Regions from separate parts of the Homo sapiens genome. Here regions 2, 3, 4 and 5 are each linked to region 1. The links are chromatin contacts, found by Hi-C or POLR2A ChIA-PET in ENCODE. All regions are on one chromosome and are shown on one strand. The core of a region is the stretch at or near the end of the contact, and the rest is flanking DNA. Distances in the headings are between cores, read along the strand shown. Region 1 holds the start of CATSPERD (catsper channel auxiliary subunit delta). Region 2 holds the start of GTF2F1 (general transcription factor IIF subunit 1). Region 3 holds the start of MLLT1 (MLLT1 super elongation complex subunit). Region 4 overlaps KDM4B (lysine demethylase 4B). Region 5 holds the start of CLPP (caseinolytic mitochondrial matrix peptidase proteolytic subunit).

The links. A loop is a pair of places that touch in the nucleus more often than their neighbours do. ChIA-PET counts read pairs that join two places held with the same protein, here RNA polymerase II (POLR2A). Pooled maps may share reads with other maps.
Region 2: a map with no recorded cell type shows a loop between it and region 1 (12-fold over the local background). The contact joins the promoter of GTF2F1 here to the promoter of CATSPERD in region 1. A Hi-C loop is called at or near these places in 2 of 37 single-sample maps with no recorded cell type and 8 of 50 pooled maps. POLR2A ChIA-PET finds 5 or more read pairs at or near these places in 2 of 52 experiments (BJ and Panc1).
Region 3: a map of CD8-positive, alpha-beta T cell shows a loop between it and region 1 (8-fold over the local background). The contact joins the promoter of MLLT1 here to the promoter of CATSPERD in region 1. A Hi-C loop is called at or near these places in 1 of 168 maps with a recorded cell type or tissue (CD8-positive, alpha-beta T cell), 2 of 37 single-sample maps with no recorded cell type and 12 of 50 pooled maps.
Region 4: a loop to region 1 is called in a pooled map, with 5 times the contacts of the local background. The contact joins the enhancer-like site here to the promoter of CATSPERD in region 1. A Hi-C loop is called at or near these places in 4 of 50 pooled maps. POLR2A ChIA-PET finds 5 or more read pairs at or near these places in 2 of 52 experiments (activated B cell and activated CD8-positive, alpha-beta memory T cell).
Region 5: a map of naive thymus-derived CD4-positive, alpha-beta T cell shows a loop between it and region 1 (18-fold over the local background). The contact joins the promoter of CLPP here to the promoter of CATSPERD in region 1. A Hi-C loop is called at or near these places in 1 of 168 maps with a recorded cell type or tissue (naive thymus-derived CD4-positive, alpha-beta T cell), 5 of 37 single-sample maps with no recorded cell type and 14 of 50 pooled maps. POLR2A ChIA-PET finds 5 or more read pairs at or near these places in 6 of 52 experiments (BJ, OCI-LY7, T-cell and 3 more).

Annotation. Positions count from the first base shown.
Region 1 is chr19:5,719,354-5,722,053 of GRCh38, forward strand. It overlaps CATSPERD (catsper channel auxiliary subunit delta), which reads left to right and starts at 1,284. Exons shown (of 22, transcript NM_152784.4): 1 at 1,284-1,455. The coding sequence starts at 1,385. It overlaps LONP1 (lon peptidase 1, mitochondrial), which reads right to left and starts at 793. Exons shown (of 18, transcript NM_004793.4): 1 at 351-793. The coding sequence starts at 779. RefSeq lists silencers at 403-482, 613-662 and enhancers at 474-990, 943-1,042.
Region 2 is chr19:6,391,835-6,394,534 of GRCh38, forward strand. It overlaps GTF2F1 (general transcription factor IIF subunit 1), which reads right to left and starts at 1,330. Exons shown (of 13, transcript NM_002096.3): 1 at 1,150-1,330; 2 at 1,023-1,069; 3 at 68-140. The coding sequence starts at 1,161. It overlaps MIR6790 (microRNA 6790), which reads right to left and starts at 1,149; the gene lies at 1,087-1,149. It also overlaps the pseudogene LOC390877.
Region 3 is chr19:6,278,639-6,281,338 of GRCh38, forward strand. It overlaps MLLT1 (MLLT1 super elongation complex subunit), which reads right to left and starts at 1,337. Exons shown (of 12, transcript NM_005934.4): 1 at 1,135-1,337. The coding sequence starts at 1,146. RefSeq lists an enhancer at 425-504 and a silencer at 1,305-1,734.
Region 4 is chr19:5,137,534-5,140,233 of GRCh38, forward strand. It overlaps KDM4B (lysine demethylase 4B), which reads left to right. Exons shown (of 23, transcript NM_015015.3): 17 at 88-143; 18 at 429-537. Among named protein-coding and RNA genes, the nearest start is that of PTPRS-AS1, 39 kb to the right of the region's middle. RefSeq lists enhancers at 1-210, 211-710, 1,733-1,832. Within about 2 kb of position 1,298, at least 3 of the 41 ENCODE cell types and tissues checked have a DNase peak (open chromatin) inside an H3K27ac peak, as active enhancers do.
Region 5 is chr19:6,360,083-6,362,782 of GRCh38, forward strand. It overlaps CLPP (caseinolytic mitochondrial matrix peptidase proteolytic subunit), which reads left to right and starts at 1,449. Exons shown (of 6, transcript NM_006012.4): 1 at 1,449-1,690; 2 at 1,787-1,858; 3 at 2,364-2,460. The coding sequence starts at 1,493. It also overlaps a transcript of ACER1 not described here. RefSeq lists a silencer at 1,696-1,925 and an enhancer at 2,124-2,700.

The sequences.
Region 1 (2,700 bases), core at 34-2,533:
GGAGGTATTACAAAACTCGTGCCAAGTAAGGAGAAAACTAACAGCGCCGTAACACTACTCAGGTCCCTCCCGGCCCCGGATTTCTATGACCGGCGTTCTAAAGTGGATAATCCTAGGCTCATCGGGTTCAACTCCTCTCATCTAACGGATCCTAAGAAATCCGAAAGGGAGAGGACTTTGGCTCAAGGTTCCCAAGCTAGTGGTGAGCAGACAAGGATTCGAACTGCACCCTTCGAGAAACTTCATGTCTGAAAAAGTTGCGAAACACAAGGGCGCTCAAGTGATCCCACGGTTCAGCCCGCTGCTTGCACAGGTGGGAAACCTGAGGCCGAGGCGGGGACTCCCATTACCTCGATAATCTTGATAAAGCGCGGGAACACCGGGTTGCGGGTGATGGCGATGAGCGGCAGGTGCGGAAACACATCGGGGATCGTCATGGGCGTGAGCGCCGTTATGACCGGGCCTTCCCCGGCGCCCGCGCTGCCCCCCGCGCCGCCGGCTCCTTCCTCCGCGCCGCCCTCGGAGGCGTCCTCGCCCCCCGAGAATGCGCCTCCGCCGCGGCTGCTCGCTTCCCAAAACCCCCGCCATTGGCCCCCAATTGCCGGGCCTCGGCCCCACAGTGCCCAAGGAGGAGAGGCGTCGCAGGTCCGCTGGCCTCGGAGCAACCACGCTCCTGCTGCAGTGGGAACCCGCCCCCCGGCGGCGGCCAGCATCGGCCGCCGCAGCACCCAGCACCGCGCCGCTCCCCACAGTCGCACGTAGCCAGTGCTCGCCGCCATAGCCCGGCCATACTGGCGGCTCACACAACTCGCGTCATTTCCGCTCGCCGCGAAACGCACGTGACGCCCGGCGCGTGCCTCGGTACCCGATGGGCGCGTGGCTCGAAACAGCCGCTTCAGGGAGCTGGGCCTACGCGGAGAAGAGGGGGCGGAGTTCGAGCATCGGATCGTCTCCGCCTCTTCCGGTCTCCCACTTTATGCGCTGAAGGCCTTTTCCGGTCACGTGGAAGGCTGTGAGCAGGCGCCAGCGCCCGTACAAAACACTGGTAGTGTTGCAAACGCAACGTTTAGGAACTCATGAGCAGCCTGTGCACATGCTTAGGCGCGCGGACAACATGCGCATGCTCAGACTCTAGACTGGCCACGGGTGGCCGGGTGCGCATACTCAGGCTCTGAGCGCACTTTGGGGTGCGCGGATTCGGGCTTCCCGGGATTCGTCTGCGCATGCTCAAGATTCAGGCGGAGCGCCGGGCTGCAGTGCGCGGAGGCCCGCTCCCGGGACTCATTGATGCGCATGCGCAGGGCTTCAGCCTGCACGTACTCGGATTGTGCAGCGACTCCCCGTGGCGGTTGAGGGGCAGTGGTGGCGGCGGAAGCCCAAGTCGATGCTGATGTTGATGCTGGTGGCGGCTGTGACCATGTGGCTCCGACCGCTGGTCACAGCTCAGCTCTGTCGGTGGGGCTGCCAGGACTCCTGGGGCTGGGGTGCTGCCGGGGGTCGGGAGGGTGCTGGTTCATCTTGGAGCCGAGGCCTGCTCCCCAACCTCACTGAGGCTCCCCTTTTACTCTTTTTAGGAATCGAACTTGACGCCTCGCTCACCCTACTCCACCCCATCCTCCCAGCCCGATATTAAGCTCTCCTACCTCTTTTTTTTTTTTTTTTTGAGACGGAGTCTCGCTCTGTCGCCCAGGCTGCAGTGCAGTGGCGCGATCTCGGCTCACTGCAAGCTCCGCCTCCCGGATTCACGCCATTCTCCTGCCTCAGCCTCCTGAGTAGCTGGGACTACAGGCGCCTGCCACCACGCCCGGCTAATTTTTTTTTGTATTTTTAGTAAAGACGGGGGTTTCACCGTATTAGCCAGGATGGTCCCGATCTCCTGACCTCGTGACCCGCCTGCCTCGGCCTCCCAAAGTGCTGGGATTACAGGCGTGAGCCACCACGCCGGGCCTAGCCCTCCCACTTCTTTTTCTTTTTGGAGCCGGAGTTTTTGCTCTGTTTCCCAGGGTGGAGTGCAGTGGCGCGATCTCTGCTCACTGCAACCCCCGCCTCCCAAAGTGCTGGGATTGCAGGCGTGAGCCACCGCGCCCAGCCTTACCCAGCACATTTTGAAATTTCAGTAAATGTTAGGTTAGTGCATACTCCAACCTGCCATGGGGACCAGTTGCTGAAACTCCGTTCCTGCCCTCAGGGAACTCCCATCTGGACTAAACTGTCACATTCAGTAGGGACCTGTGAGCTGTATTCTTAGGGTGTATGGCCTCATTTGATGTTTACAGGAAGATTCATAATGATTCCTTAACCTTATTTTATTTTATTTATTATTATTTTTTGTACAGATGGGGTCTCACTGGCTGGGTGCAGTGGCTCACGCCTGTAATCCCAACACTTTGAGAGGTAGAGGTGGGCAGATCACTCACTTGAGGTCAAGAGTTCCAGACCAGCCTGGCCAACATGATGAAACCTCGTCTCTACTAAAAATACAAAAATTAGCCAGGCTTGGTGGCAGGTGCCTGTAATCCCAGCTACTTGGGAGGCTGAGGCAGAAAAATCGCTTGAATTCAGGAGGTGGAGGTTGCAGTGAGCTGAGATCGCACTCCAGCCTGGGTGACAAAGGGAGACTCTGTCTCAAAGGAAAAAAAAAAAAAAAGAGATGGGGTCTCACTGTTTTGCCCAGGCTGGTCTTGAACTCCTAGGCTCCAG
Region 2 (2,700 bases), core at 80-2,579, 670 kb after region 1:
ACCACCAAGGTCAGGGTCAAGTTCTCTCACCACCCCAGCCCCTGACCCCCAGGACTCAGAGACTTACCTGATTCCACGTAGCAAAGTTGACTTTGTCGGCTGCATTAAAAGCCATGATGTTATATTTTTTGGTTGTATTCCTGGAGTGGATGAGAAGAGGTAGTGTCAATCCAATACAGCAATTCAATCATTAATTTAATCAGTCAATGCTATTGAACCATTAATTCAATCAACCACCCAACTGGATCGTTAATTCAATCAAATCATTACTTTAATTCAATCACTCAATTCAATTGAACCATTAATTCAATTCAATCATTCCATTCAATTGAATCATTAATTCAATTCAATTCACTCAACAAACCCACCCAGCTTCATTCAGCCTGTTTTGCCTGGCAACACTGGATACGGAAGACTCCAAGGATTCCCAGTCTGCCAGAGAAGCTAGACCCATCCTCTCCTGACCCCAGGCAGAAGAAGAGCAGATGGAGGGACGAAGATTTGGGGGAACCCAAGATGTGGAGATTATTGTGAACTCAGCCTTGGGGAGGAGGGAGGACAGGCAGGGAGTATTTCCTGGAGGAGGAAGATACTGGAGTTGAGTTTTGCAGAATCATCAAGAATTCACCCAGCAGAGTCACAGTTTAGGGGTTGAGGGGAGGCACTCATGGCAGAGGAACAGGATGTACAAAGGCCTGGAAAGGAAAGACAGCCTGACCACTTTGAAACAGGACGAGGAATATGTCCTTACAGCTGGCCTGGGCATCATGGGACCATATACTCCTCGAAGGTTAGGCCAGGGGGCTGGATCACCGTGTATTAATGCACTCATTCATTCATTCGTTCAAAAAAGCAGTGTTGTCCCCAGAGAAGCCTCAGCTTAATCCCAGCCCTGCCCTCCAAGTCTCTCCCGGTCTGGAGGGAGAACCACAGACAGGGCCAGAAATGGCTGGCTAAGAAGATCGTGAAGGTTTTCATTTTTGGGGGGTGGAGAGGAGTGGGAGATGGGGCTGGGGACTTACTTAGGAACTCGAACGACGTATTCAGTGACATTCTGGCTGCTAGGGCCCTGCGGAAAGAGGAAGCGGTGAGTGAGGGGTCGCCGAGGTCGCCGTCGGAACCCCCGAACCCCGCCAAATCCACACTCACTAGGGCCGCCATGGGCAATGGTCAGTGGTTCCGATCTGGTCCGACCCGGGTTCCTTTCGTCTCCTCTGGCGTGCGCGTCCCTCGATCCCGGGGAAGCCGCCGCTCGGTGTCGGGTCTCTGTGCCTGAGCGAGGACCCCAACCCTAGGCGCCTCTGGCGCTGGGAAAAGGTAACCGGAAGAGGCGCTCAAGCTACTCGGTCTACGCTTCTGCGGCCGCCTAACCCGGAAGCGAAACCCTCGAGCAGCCGCGTCGCGATGGCAACCTTCTTAGCGACTGTGGCCACCTCAGTGCGCAGTCACTTATGCTCCTCGGCGGCTATGGTCACCTCAAAAGGTCCACCGCGGTCCCTTTTTAGACTCAGCAAACCTAGGCCGAGTCTGAGATAAACTAACGGGCCTCTGTCGCTGGCGCTCTTGTATATAACGCGGTTAACTTCATCAAATGGGGGACCGCCCTCTCTCGTGACGTCAGCACCCAAGGACCGTGGGGCATCCTGGGTGGGAAGAGGGAGACGAATCCCCCTTGCGGGCTCCCAGGCACTTTGCGCATGCGCCTTGCCGCTCTGGACCTGGGGGGCCCAGAAGGCCGCGTCACCATAGCAACCGAGGCCTACTCGGGTCGGGTCGAACCGCCGCTTGGCTCCCCATGGGTCTGTTTGGGGTTCATTTCCTCCCCCTACCCCGAAGGGGTGGACCCCGTCATTCCCGCAAAATGACCGGGGCGGGGACCCTTGTGACGTTGAGCCGAGCCAGGAGGGGTCAGAGCCTGGGCGGGGTCGGGGCGCGACCACCCCAAGAGCTGCTGGCCGGATGGGTCTTTGCAAGTCCAAGCTGCCCGAGATGGGCAGGGCTCTGAGGCCCCAGGAGAAGGGTAACGTCGCGGGGGCGGCTGGCTGGCTTCCTGGGGGGAAGGGAAGGAAGCTGCCGAGAACAGGAGGGAGATGCAGGATCCCCTACCCCGTTCCAGGCATGCACACATCCCCCGAATCATGGCAGTAACACAACTGCGCATGCTCACGGCGCAACCATTCATTGCTCCACTTCGCAAATACTCCAGCACCTCCTGGGTTCGGGGCCCCGCAAGGTGAATCTGTCAAACCAGCTCCCCACGGAGGATTACAGTGTCCTCTCGAGGGTTACAGTGTCGTGGAAGAGACAGAGTCACAGCATGGGAATCTACAACCCAGGAAGGAGCAGGAGAAGCACAGCGGGGCTCTGAGGGCTCAGAGAAGAGGGGAGGTTTCAGTTGGGCACTGAGGGATGCATAGGAGTTGGCTAAGCAAAGGGAAGGCGGGCAAGACACAAAAGTTGGGCCATGAACTACAGACACCGTCGATGTGTCTGTTTTCATTTATTTCTCATCCACCACTAAATGTCAGGAACCGCCAACCCCTAGGAATATAGGAATGAGGGAGGCAGAAATAGTCCTTGCCCTCATGGAGTGTCTGGCTTGGGGGAGACAAGAACGAGTAAACGGCTGGGCACGGTGGCTCATGCCTGTAATCCCAGCACTTTGGGAGGCCGAGGCGGGCGGATCACCTGAGGTTGAGA
Region 3 (2,700 bases), core at 87-2,586, 560 kb after region 1:
CTGGGAGGGAGATCTGGACTGGGGTCAAGTGTGGGGAAGCCTAAATCAGGATCCCAGGGGCGGAGAGGGCCCAAGCTGAGGGGAACAGCAGGCCATCAGTGACTCAAAGGTCTGGGGAATCCAGGTCAGAGAAGAAACTGCTCCTGGTCCTGGTCTCAGAGCAGAGGGTCTGAAGGTGAAAGAGACAGCCCCGCCGGGTCCGAGGGAGAGTGACCAGGGCCTGAAACTAGAAGGGGGCTGAGGCGGCAGGGTGGGTCAAAGAAAGAAGTCTGAAAAAGCAAGTACAAAGAGAGGGGACACTCCAAACAGGCCTGAGTCCCTGCAGCAGAAGACCGAAGGCCAGGGTCCTAGGGAGTCAGAGGAGCTCAGGCCAGGGCTGGGGTTGGGAGAGAAAGGGATGCCCTGGCTGCAGCCGGGGCAGGATCAGACGGGAGAGAAGGCTCAGGTCCAGGTAGGGGATGGGTGGAGATAAAGCTTAGGCTGGGCCGGGGTTCAAGGAAGAGAGACGCCGCAGAGCAGGGTCCCAGGGGGCCGGGGACGCCTCATATCTGAGCTGAGGTTGAAGGGAAGACAGACAGCAGGTTGGGGACTCTGGGAGTTTGAGGCGACTCGGGGACAAGGGTCCAGACAGGAAAGGAGACAGTGACTGGCCCTGGACCTAGAGACGGAAAGGTCTACTGGGCAGATCCGAGGGGCCCCGGGAGGGGTCTGAACAGGGCCCAGATCCCAGGAAGTGCCTGGAAGGAGCTCTGGGCCAGGCTGAAGTCCCGAGAGCTGTCTTGAGGTCCCTAAGCCGGGCTGGGGTCCCCAGGGGCGTCCCAGGTGGATGCAGGTCGGACTGGCGTTCCGAGGGGTCTCCCGGGGGTCTCCGAGCCAGGCTGGGGGGTCACCAGGGGCGTCCCAAGGGGCTCCGGGCCCGGCCCGGGTCCCGAAGGGTGTCCGAGGCGCCCTGGCCGGGGTCGCGGATGGGGGAGGGGCGCCCCCGCCCCACATAAAGGCCCGAGGAGCGGCGGGCGCGCACAAAGCGGGCGGGCGGGCGCGGAGCGGGGAGGCCGGGACCGGGGAGGGCCGGGCGGGCCGGCGGGCGGGAGGGGGCCGGGCGGGCTGCGCAGGGGCGGCGCGGCCGCTCCTCACCTGATTGTCCATGGCTGGCGCCCCGCCCCGCCCCCGGGCCCCGCGTCGCTCGCCGCCGCCGCCGCCGCCGCCGCCGCTCAACGCCGCCCCGCCGCCCTCATTGTCTGTCAAGCGCCGCCGCCGCCGCCGCCGCCGCCGATCCCGGCCGCCCGCTCGCCCGCCAGCCCCGCGGAACCGGAAACCACCGCCAGCCCGGGTCGCGCACCGATCACGGGCCCCCGCCGCCGACTAGGGCCCGCCGCATCGACTGACAGCCACCTGGGCCAATCGACGGCGCGGACGGCCGCTTGTGGCGCGGGACTTCCTGCCTGGCGGGGGCCTGCCGGGCTGCGGCCGGAGGGACGAAGCCCGCAGCCAATGGGAGGCCGGGACCGGAGGGGCGGGAGGAGGGAGGGAGGGAGGCGCGAGGCGAGCCTGGCGGAGGGGAGCGCGAGGTGTGCGCCGCACGTGGAGGGGGGCGGGGGCGGGACGGGCGCGCGGCGCCTGCGCGCTGCGGCCCGCAGGGGGCGCTGCCTCGTGGCTGGAGCCTCCAGGGCGGGAGCGTCCCGGGGGCTGGAACTGAGGTTACGGGTTCGAGCCCTGTGGAGGGATCCCCCAGCCCCCCCGGTAGGGACACTTTTGTTTCCTGACCTCATGATGCTGCTATGTAATGGAACGAGCCCTGGGCTCTGGAACTGGAGATTAATTTTCTTTTCTTTTTTTTTTTTATGAGACACGTCTCGCTCTGTGGCCTAGGCTAGAGTGTACTAGCACGATCTCAGCTCACTGCAACCTCCACCTCCCAGGTTCAAGAGATTCTACTGCCTCAGCCTCCCGAGTAGCTGGGATTACAGGAGCTCGCCATTATGCCCAGCTAATTTTTGTATTTTTAGTAGAGACGGGGTTTTGCCATGTTGGCCAGGCTGGTCTCGAACTCCTGACCTCAAGTGATCCGCCTGCCTCAACCTCCCAAAGTGGAGATTAATTTTCTAATCTTGCATAATCCTTGGCAAACCTGGTCAGCCCCTTCTTCACCTTTCCCTGAGTCTCAGTTTGTGCATCTGTGAAATAGGTTGAAGAACAGTACTGTGTGATTCTTCATGCTAATTTGAATGATACAAATTTGAAATCGTGCTACATTCAAATGACCCAAGAGAGTCACATGTTTTCAGTTAGACACGAAGAATAAGTTCTGGCGATCCATCACACAGCAAGGTGACTACATAATAATGTAATTTTATATTTTAAAATTGCTAAAAGCGGCCAGATGCGGTGGCTCACGCCTGTAATCCCAACACTTTGGGAGGCTGAGGGGGGCGGATCACCTGAGGTCAGAAGTTCAAGACCAGCCTGGCCAACATGGTGAAATCCCATCTCTACTAAAAAAATACAAAAATTAGCCGGGCGTGGTGGTGTGTGCCTGTAATTCTAGCTACTCAGGAGGCTGAGGCAGGAGAATCGCCTGAACCAGGGAGGCAGAGGTTGCAGTGAGATGAGATCATGCCACTGCACTCCAGCCTGAGTGACAGAGCAAGACTCTGTCTCAAAAAAGAGAAAAAAAAGAAAAAAAATGCTAAAAGTGGATTT
Region 4 (2,700 bases), core at 48-2,547, 580 kb before region 1:
TGGGGACGGTTGGCAGATCAGGCCCCAAGCAGTGTGTGGGGAGCCTGCTCCGAGCCCTGCTCATCCAGGGCTGTCTGGTCTCCACAGGAGTGCTGCCTGTGCAACCTGCGAGGAGGTGCGCTGCAGATGACCACCGATAGGAGGTGGGTGGCACCGCGCGTTGGGGCTGGAGGGCCGGAGGGGAGCCTGCCCTGGGCTGAGGCTCTGCAGGGTGTGACCCCAGTGCCTAGGGGTTGACCATCACCTCCACATAACCGCCCTGTGTCATGGATGGGGTGGCCAGGGCTGAGGAGGAGCATACGCCTGCACCGACCTTCCTGAAGTTCCCCAGGCCCTGACCCAGCCGACAGCCACATCACGCCCAGCCCCTCTGTGACCAGCCCAGGTCCTCAGAGGCGCACCTGACCCCGCTGCACCTGCCCTCCCAGGTGGATCCACGTGATCTGTGCCATCGCAGTCCCCGAGGCGCGCTTCCTGAACGTGATTGAGCGCCACCCTGTGGACATCAGCGCCATCCCCGAGCAGCGGTGGAAGCTGGTAGGTCCTTGCGGTCGAGGCCCACCCTGCCCGTGCCTCTAGGGCTGCCGGCCATGCTCGGCTCCCCACCTGCGCGATCTGAAGCGGTCTTTCCTCCAAGCTCTGCGTCTCCATGGGGGTGGTGGGCAGCTTTCAGGAAGCCAGTGATCCCGACTTCAGCAGGTGTGTTATTTTTTGAATCCTTCCCCGAGGTGCAAGGTACAAAAATCAGAAGGCATCAAGGGTGGCAGAGATAAGCAGGCCCCGTCAGGTGTGGCCTTGGGGGCATCCTCTGCAGAATCGAGCACCCCATGCAGTTTCCACCTTCCCACAAAAGCAGAGGCACCGCACGTGCCCCGACACAACCGGGCTGTCTGATCTTTGCTGTTTTTCTAATAATTATAACAAGCCTGGGCAACACGATGAGACCCCATCTCTATAAAAAAAATAAAAAACACTAGCTGGGCGTGGTGGCACACACCTGTGGTCCCAGCTACTCGGGAGGCTGAGGTGGGAGGATCGCCTGAGCCCGGGATACCCAGGCTGCAGTGAGCTGTGATGGCACCATTACACTGCAGCCTAGACAACAGAGCCAGGCACTGTCTCAAAAAAAAACAAACAATTGTAACAATGCTTAGCGTGAGATCTGCCCTCTTAAGAAGCATCTGAGGTTCAGTACAGCATTCACCACGGGCCCAGTGGTGGGCAGCAGGGCTCTGCGGCCCGCTCACCCGTCCTGTATAACTGACACTTCACACGTGCTAAGCAGCAGCTCCCTCCGCCCACCCCAGCACCCAGCACTCTGCTTCTGTGTGTTTGCCTGTGTTATAGACCCCACGTGAGTGGGATTGTACAGTCTTTATTCTTCTGCGACCGGCTTCTTTCTTAAGAGACAGGGTCTCTCACTCTGTTACCCAGGCTGGAGTGCAGTGGTGTGATCACAGCTCTCTGCAGCCTCAAACTCCTGGGCTCAAGCGATCATCCCGCCTCAGCCTCCTGAGTAGCTGGGACCACAAGCACGTGCCAAAAAGTTAGGTTAACTCCCAATTTTTTTTTAAAAGATGGGGTCTCACTATGTTGCCCAGGCTGGTTTGGAACTCCTGGCCTTGAGATCTTCCTGCCTTGGCCTCCTGGGTAGCTGGGATTACAGGCGCGAGTGGTGTCTTTCATTTGGCATAGTTTCCTCAAGGTTCATCCACATTCATTCAACCCAAATATGGCAGGAGTTCCTTCTTTTCCTGGCTCAGTGATGTGCCACCATGTGGATGGACGACGTTGTGTTGATCCGGGCACCCGCCGATGTCTCTGCCTTCAGGCTGTTGTGGGTTGCGCCGCAGCGGATGTGGGAGTGTGGTTGTGGTTTGGAGATTCTGATGTCATTTCCTGTGGATACAGACCCAGCAGTGGGCTTGCTGGACCGTCGGGCAGCTCTGTTTTTAGCACTGGAGGAAACTGCTCTCCCTTGCGGCTGGACGGACTCCCATCCGCACCCCCCGGGTGCAGGGCTTTCCCCTTCCCCTCGTCCTCACTCACACCTACCTTTGACTTTTTTGTAGCAGCCGCCCTAGCAGGTGCGAGGTGGTCTCGCTATGGTTTGATTTGTGTTCTCCTGGCGGTCAGTGACGCTGGGCATCTTTGCACAGTCCTGTTGGCCATCTGCATGCCGTCTTTGGAGAAACGTCTGTTCTGCTCCTTCGCCCATTCCGTGCCTGGGTTGCTTGGCCTTTTGTGGTTGAGTTGGAGGATCTCTGCTGCTCCACTCTTGGTGCACATTGAGGCCCCCCGTAGATGCGCGCAGCCACCTTGGGCGTAGCGGGGCCTCATCGTGGGGGCTTGTGAAGCTTCCTCCTGCTCTCAGCAATGATGGCCCCCCTTTGGGGAACCCCTTGGAGCCACAGGGCAGTCAGGAGTGGTCAGTGCTGGCCACCAGCTGGCTGTGCACTTGGGACAGATTCCTCGACCTCTCTGTGCCTCGGCCGTCCCTTCTGTGCTGTGGGGTTGCCACAGTCCCCGCCATGCAGGGTTGCAGTGGTGTGAGCTGGGCCCACTCCCTAAAGCATGGACCACCCTGTCTGAGCACTAGCAGCTGCTCAGGGCTTGTCAAATCTGCAGCCTCGCTCCCCCAGGCCCCCAGTGTCACCTACTGCATTTGATCCACACAGTGAGAGCCTGTGGGGTCATCCT
Region 5 (2,700 bases), core at 199-2,698, 640 kb after region 1:
CCCATTCTTTTTCCTCTGCTGGAAATGCCTTTCCCCAGCTAACAAACTCCTACTTATCCTGCAAAGCCCAATTCCAATACCTGCTTCTCCTAGGAATGCTTTCCGGTCTGATCTCCAGGAAGAATCCACAACACCCTTCTCTGGGCTCCCACAATCTACTCCACAGGTGGCCAAAAAATGAATGAGGAGGTCTCAGTAGAAGTCGGCCACACCAGGCTGGAAGCTCTTCAAGGCCAAGACCCAGGCTAAGTCCTCTCTGGGACCCCTCTTCCAAGATGAGCTGTGGGAACACTGCAGCTTTTTTTTTTTTTTTTGAGACGGTGTCTGGCTCTGTCGCCCAGGCTGGAGTGCAGAGGCGCCATCTCAGCTCACTGCAAGCTCCACCTCCCAGGTTCACACCATTTTCCTGCCTCAGTCTCCTGAGTAGCTGGGACTACAGGTGCCCGTCACCTCGCCCGGCTAATTTTTTGTATTTTTAGTAGAGACGCGGTTTCACCGTGTTAGCCAGGATGGTTTCGATCTCCTGACCTCGTGATCCGCCCACCTCAGCCTCCCAAAGTGCTAAGATTACAGGCGTGAGCCACTGTGCCCGGCCCTGCAGCTATTTTTAAAATAAGGAATAAGTGGGGTGTGGTGGCTCATGCCTGTAGTCCCAGCACTTTGGGAGGCAAAGGTGGGAGGATCACTTGAGGCCAGGAGTTTGAGACCAGCCTGGGCGACATAGTAAGACCCCATCTCTAATACATATATATATATATTTGCCAGATGTGGTAGCACACAACTGTAGTCCCAGCTACTCTGGAGAGCAAGGTGGGAGGGAGGGTTGCTTGGGCCCAGAAATTTGAGGCCACATTGAGCTAGGATGGCGCCACTGCACTCCAGCCTGGGCCACAGAGTGAGATTCTGTCTCAAAAAAATAAAAATAAATAAAGCAGAAACAGTAGAAAACGAAGACGAGGCCGGGCGCGGTGGCTCACGCCTGTAATCCCAGTACTTTGGGAGGCCGAGGTGGGAAGATCACGAGGTCAGGAGTTCAAGACCAGCCTGGCCAAGGTGAAACCCATCTCTACTAAAAATAACAAAATTAACCGGGTGCAGTGGTGTGCATCTGTAATCCCAGCTACTGGGGCAGCTGAGCCAGGAGAATGGCTTGAACCCAGAAGGCAGAGGTTGCAGTGACCCAACATCGTGCCACCGCACTCCAGCCTGGGTGACAGAGCAAGACTCCGTCTCAAAAAAAAAAAAAAAAGAAGACGAATTGGTCGGTAAGGGGACTCGAACTGGAGACTCTAAAACTTCTCCAGCCCTGCCCACTCAATTTACTTCATTGGCTCCTCCCTTTCAGGCTCCGTCCCTATCCCCGCCTCACCCTTAATGGCGCCCGCCCAGACTCCTGGAAGTGAGCGGCCTAGCGAGCGAGCTCCCAGGCGCAAAGCACGCCGGAAGCTGTAGTTCCGCCATCGGACGGAAGCCGACCGGGGCGTGCGGAGGGATGTGGCCCGGAATATTGGTAGGGGGGGCCCGGGTGGCGTCATGCAGGTACCCCGCGCTGGGGCCTCGCCTCGCCGCTCACTTTCCAGCGCAGCGGCCGCCGCAGCGGACACTCCAGAACGGCCTGGCCCTGCAGCGGTGCCTGCACGCGACGGCGACCCGGGCTCTCCCGCTCATTCCCATCGTGGTGGAGCAGACGGTACGGCGGCCGGGCGGGGACACGGTTCGGGGGCTCCGGGCTGGGTGGGGATCGGCTGGCTGCCCCGGCCCCTCACCTCCATCTTTCTACCCCCAGGGTCGCGGCGAGCGCGCCTATGACATCTACTCGCGGCTGCTGCGGGAGCGCATCGTGTGCGTCATGGGCCCGGTGAGCGCCCCGCGCCGGGACCCTCCCCAGGACTCTCCCAAGCGCCTGCCGACACTCCCTGCGCCCCTCCTTCCCTGGCCCCAGACTTTCCCTCAGGCTCCGCTCCCCTTCTAACCCCCTTCCCTCCCCTTCTGACTCCCCTCCTGGCTCCCGGTCCCCCAACCCGCTCCTCACCCCTTCTCTGCTCCTCGGCTCTTAATCTCCGACTTCCTTCCTGACACCTGGCACCGCTCCCCTCATTCCTACGCTCAAGACTCTCCCCAGCCATTCTCACCCCTTCCTTTCCTGTGTCCCTAGCCCCCTGACTCCCCCCTTCCTGTGCTCCAAACCCCCTGGGTCCTCTCCACTACTCTCTCCCCATCCCCTTCTGGGGCCTAAATTCTTCCCCATCCCTTTTACTTTGGGCTCTGGTCCCCCTTCCTGGTTCCCTGACCCATCCCCAGCCTCCCTTAAAACTCTCTCCCCACCCCGAATCTGGGGACACCCCTGCCCTCTCCACCTGCAGATCGATGACAGCGTTGCCAGCCTTGTTATCGCACAGCTCCTCTTCCTGCAATCCGAGAGCAACAAGAAGCCCATCCACATGTACATCAACAGCCCTGGTGAGCAGGGTCTTTCCTGGGTGCCAGGGGCACTCGTCAGGGCACACGGGTGACTCAGGGGACCAGAATCCCGGGTCAGGGATGTTCTCTCTCTGGGAAAGGGTGCAGAGCGTCAGAGTTCCAGAAGTGGCTTTAAACCACCAAAAGGTGCCTGTTGCTGGCTTTTGAGCCTCGGTTCACAAGTCAGGATGTGGCCTCTTTGATCCTGCACATACTGTTCTGCCAACCTGACCCGGCTGA